Regions from separate parts of the Homo sapiens genome. Here region 2 is linked to region 1. Evidence: chromatin loops called from intact Hi-C (ENCODE). Cell type or tissue: OCI-LY7. All regions are shown on one strand.

The links. Hi-C counts contacts between places; a loop is a spot of excess contacts. Peaks named below come from ENCODE experiments on the same cell type or tissue, not always from the same donor. Only the 100,000 strongest peaks of a DNase experiment are listed, where the experiment ranks them.
Region 2: it touches region 1 in a loop (2.4-fold over the local background); 4 of 110 quality-filtered maps call a loop at or near these places.

Annotation. Positions count from the first base shown.
Region 1 is chr3:186,151,839-186,154,338 of GRCh38, forward strand. All of the region lies in intron 24 of DGKG (diacylglycerol kinase gamma), which reads right to left. Among named protein-coding and RNA genes, the nearest start is that of ETV5, 44 kb to the left of the region's middle. In OCI-LY7, no CTCF peak of the experiment used is centred here; DNase peaks (open chromatin) are centred at 793 and 1,243; H3K4me3 peaks cover 1,688 bases; H3K27ac peaks cover 2,500 bases.
Region 2 is chr3:186,207,600-186,210,099 of GRCh38, forward strand. The region is part of intron 21 of DGKG (diacylglycerol kinase gamma); the gene reads right to left. Among named protein-coding and RNA genes, the nearest start is that of ETV5, 100 kb to the left of the region's middle. RefSeq lists an enhancer at 2,329-2,500. In OCI-LY7, a CTCF peak has its summit at 1,234 (motif pointing left); a DNase peak (open chromatin) is centred at 1,172; H3K4me3 peaks cover 359 bases; H3K27ac peaks cover 762 bases.

The sequences.
Region 1 (2,500 bases):
GAGGCTGAGATGGGCGGATCACTTGAGCCCAGGAGTTTGAGACCAGCCTGGCCAACATGGTGAAACCCCGTTTGTACTAAAAATACAGAAATTAGTTGGAGGTGGTGGCAGGCACCTGTAATCCCAGCTACGTGGGAGGCTGAGGTAGGAGAATCACTTGAACCCGGGAGGCGGAGGTTGTGGTGAGCCAAGATTGCACCACTGCACTCCAGCCTGTGCGACAGAGAGAGACTCCATCTCAAAAAAATAAAATAAAAATAAAGGGCTCCAGGAAATGGAAGGGAAGGATAGAACCAGAAGACACTGTGGACAATTAGCATAACCTGGTGCTAAAAGCTGAAAATGATCCTTATGTTGGCTTCCACCAGCCCAGAGACCTAAAAGGGGAGAGAGTCTCTGTTTTTTGATAGTCACCAGAGGAGAAAACCGAGAATGCATCAACATCATTTTGTGCTGTGTGTCTTATTGTGGGCATTATGTTTATCCCAGGACGCACGGAAGCGAGGCATAGGCTGGAGACTGGAGACTCGGACAGCACTTATCTGTGGCATGCAATGTAGCATTCTTTGTTCCCCTGTGGAACACGTTTGTGGCATGTTCCCCTGTGGTCAGCCTTCTCTCACTCCTGATCTCCCATGCCCATGAGGGGAAGGACTTCAGCTTATTCACCACGGCACTCTCTGAGCCAGTGCAGTGCCTGTTCAGGGTACAACACACTGTGGAAGTACTGACTGATAAGCCCTACGTGCTGGCAGTGGAGATGGCTCTGTTGGAAGCAGAGGATGGTAGCTGGTGCCTACATTTCCCGCTGGTAGAGCCCCTCCCCCACATTTTTTTATTTTTGAGACAGAGTCTCGCTCTATCACCCAGGCTGGAGTGCAGTGATGCAATCTCGGCTCACTGCAACCTCCACCTCCCAGGTTCAAGCGATTCTTCTGCCTCAGCCTCCTGAGTAGCTGGGACTACAGGTGCTTATCACCATGCCTGGCTAATTTTTTTATTTTTAGTAGAGACGGGGTTTCACCATGTTGGCCAGGATGGTCTCGATCTCCTGACCTCATGATCCGCCCGTGTCGGCCTCCCAAAGTGCTGGGATTACAGGCACCAGCTGCCGCGCCCGGCCTTTTTTTTTTTTTTTTTTTTATTTAGATGACACAAGACCCTTGCTTCTCTTTTTTATCCCTTTAGCTGAGCTATTTATTTGCTAGTTAGTACCTCCAGGGCACGGAAGAGGAAGTAAAACTCAAATCTCTCCTGCTTGTTTTTCAGCGGTTCTGACAAAGGTCTTGACAGGGTAGGAGTCTGGGGCTCCTGGGTAACATAATATTTTGGTCAGCTTTGTGGATTCTATTACTATAGAACCGAAAGAAGTATGAAATCATATCCTCATTTCCAGTCAAAGAGATATCAGTCCCTTACCCTCAAATTAGGGGCTAGCAGGTAAAATAGTTATGATCCTATTTTAGGAGGTAGTTGGATGTGGCTAAGCCTGCCTTTTCAAACCCTGATAGAAAGAGGTCATCCCACGTTTCTGTAGTTAGCACCCAAGCTTCTTTGGTAATTGGGCGAGTCAGGCCATTAACTAAAGTCTCCATGATTTTCTTAAAAACTATTCACATCACTGACAGCACCTGGCCAAGTGCTAAGATCAGCAGCTTAGTGCATAGTTTTCTGTTTGATCACAGAGAGAATTGATACACTAGACTCTTGCATGATAGTTCGAAGTTCACAAAACTATTACAGCATGTAATTTCCCCTTTAAAATAGAATAAAAATGTGAACTTCACTAGTGCTGGGGATTGACTTTGTTGGGGGCTGTTTTCTGCAAACCAACACATTCTTATTACTTCAAGAGAAGCAAGAGATTGAGGGACTTCTTCCTGAATGTTGCCTTCTCAGGGTGTGTAATTCAGATAATGCCTAGTAAAATGGCCAATAACCTGAAGTGTGAACCCTTCCCAAACCATTTGAAAGGTGTCTGAGGGGCCAGGCGCGGTGGCTCACGCCTGTAATCCCAGCACTTTGAGAAGCCCAGAGGGGCAGATCGCATGAGCGCAGGAGTTCAAGACCAGCCTGGGGAACATGGTGAAACTTCGTCTCTACAAAAAATACAAAAATTAGCTAGACGTGGAGGCGCGCCCTTAGCTACTTGGAAGGCTGAGGTGAGAGGATCGCTTGAGCCTGGGAGGTCGAGGCGGCAGTGAGCCGTGTTCTCGCCACTGTACTCCAGCCTGGGTGACAAAGTGAGACCTTGTCTCAACAACAACAAAACAACAAAAAAGAAAAGTGTCTGAGGTCTGCTGTAATTTGAACTGGAGATGCATAGAAAGGCACAAATCTGGAAGGTCTCAAATAGTCTCTGCGATATTTTAAAAGTTAAAGAAATATGGTGAGCCTAAGGGAGGAGGAAGGTTTGCATGGCTTTCCGGTCTTAGTTGTTTCCGGGCTCTCCAAGATCCTAGAATGTGCTGCTTCCTGACAGTGTTTCCTGCCATCAGAG
Region 2 (2,500 bases), 56 kb after region 1:
TATGCCCCCCATTTTATAGATGAGAATACTGAGGCTCAGATATACAGTTCAATAAGTGGCTTAACCTAAGCACAGACCAGGGCTCACTGCCAGGCCTTGTGACTCCAAGTCAGGGCCCTGGCCATGTGTCTACAGGTGAGCAGGAGATTTAGAGTCACCTTCTCCCCTGCCTGAGTCACAGGCAGGGCCAGGAGTGATTTGACTCACGTGGCTCTGCAGGACTCCTTGCATCTAGTTTCCTTAGCGCTAGGTAAGCAAGCGCCATATTGAACAGCTTTTGTGTGTTCTGTGGACTCCCTTCAGTTTCTCTTTTGTCCAGTTGGCCCAGTTGGCCACAAGCTTCGTTTCAGAGATGAGACCAAGTCTCCTATTCCTTCTCAAACAGCCACTAGCCTCAGAGAAATCGCCTGTATATCGCCTGAATGGCTTTTTTTCTTTCTTTCTTTTTTTTCTTTTTTTTGAGACAGAGTCTTGCTCTGTTCCCCAGGCTGGAGTGCAGTGGTGCAATCTTGGCCCACTGCAACCTCTGCCTCCCAGGCTGAAGCCATCCTCCTGCCTCAGCCTCCCAAGTAGCTGGTATGACAGGCCTGCACCACCACACCCGGCTAATTTTTGTATTTTTAGTAGAGACGGGGTTCCACCATGTTGGCCAGGCTGGTCTCAAACTCCTGACCTCAGGTGATCCACCCACCTTGGCTTCTCAATGTGCTGGGATTACAAGCGTGAGCCACCGCGCCTCGCCACGCGAATGGCTTTTAATGGAAACCTTCCCTGCAGTCTCTCATTTGAGCTTTAAGTTTCACCATCCAACTTTTTACCAGATTGGCAAAAAAAAAAAAGAAGAAAAAAAAAAGGAAGAACCTAAATAGACTTCACTGTTTCCCTAAGTTCCTTACAGCTGTGCCCTTCCTCTGGTCACTGAACCTGTCAACCTAAGTTCCCTCAACCGTAAAGTGAGGACATTAATATTGGCCCTGCCTGTTCTGTGCATCAAAATAAATGAGATGCTGTGTGGGAAGACCTTTTGCAAACTTTAACGCAGTTTTCCTCCTCTCTGACTCTCTCTCCTATGATCCAGCCTGAATCTATTCCTTCCTCAAATGAGAAGTAGGACTGAGTCTTCTGTTCTTTGCAAAGCATTTCTCAGCACACCTGCCCAGCTGCATGAGCTGAGAGGAAATCAGCATATTAAGGAAGAAGAAACAGTGCCTCCTGCTGAAGACTTTACTGCTTCTAGCACCTGTTAGGTAAATCTCTGTTTATTGGGTTCCAAGCTAAATTCACTCTAAAAGACCTGGAATCTTCTCTCTTATCAGTTTTCAGCAATGAAGTTTTGGTTGAGACACTGAATGTACCTAAGCCTCATTTTTAAAATGTGATAATAGTTGCCTTGCTGCGTTGTCATAGCATATTAGGACATGTTATGGTCGGCAGTCAAAGCACGTGACTTTTTCCTGTCCCACTGGACTTTTCTCTCCCTTCAGTTTACTCTTCTTTTTTTTTTTTTTTTTTTTTTTAAGACGGCGTCTTTCTCTGTCTTGCGCAGGCTGGAGTGCAGTGGCACCATCTCAGCTCACTGCAGCCTCTGCCTCCTGGGTTCAAGCGATTCTCCTGTCTCAGCCTCCGGAGTAGCTGGGACTACAGGCGCCCACCACCCACACCTGGCTAATTTTTGTACTTTTAGTAGAAACAGTGTTTCACCATGTTGGCCAAGCTGGTCTCGAACTCCTGACCGCTGGTGATCCACCCGCCTCGGCTTCCCAAAGTGCTGGGATTACAAGTGTGAGCCACTGCACCTGGCCTAGTTTACCCTTCTAAATCTCTGTGCCTCAGCTTGCTTCCCCATAAAATGGGGATAATAATCTCTGGACTACTTAGCTCACAGGGTTGGTTGTGTGACTTTGAAATAAAGGCTATGGTGGGGAACTGAAGATGGCGAAATGTAGTAGCAATGCCTCAGTGGGGTTATTTGCTGGCCTGGGGCTGGTGGGTCGTGTGCTGGTTCTCAAAGGCCTGGCCTGTTGTCTGCAGCAACCACGTTTAGAAGGTCCCTTAGCATAGCTGCTCTTACCAGCTCTTCCTGAGGCCCCTGACACTCTCCCATCTCCCTGCAAGGCTCTGCGGTCTCCTTACACCTGTTACCCCCATGCCTCGCCCTGTCCGTCTCTCTTAGTCCCCCTCTAGATCACAAGGCACAGGACCATTCACCGCTATTCTCTGGATACAGAAATGGTGCCTGCCCCAATCCTGAGGGCTGTCAGAAGCTGCCCATCACATGACACGCTCAGCCCCACTCCCCCAGCTAATCCTCATGAATAAATACTAAAAAGACTCATTATGGAGAGATAAGGAAAACAGGAAGTGCTTCTGAAAGCTCCCAACAACACCCTCCCTCCAGACCAGTGAACAACCCCACCCCCTCCAGAGGCCACCAGTGTCTTTAGCAACGAGGCCCCCTCTGCGGTTGAGGAAGAGCCTCTGTCTCTCAAACCCAGAGGGG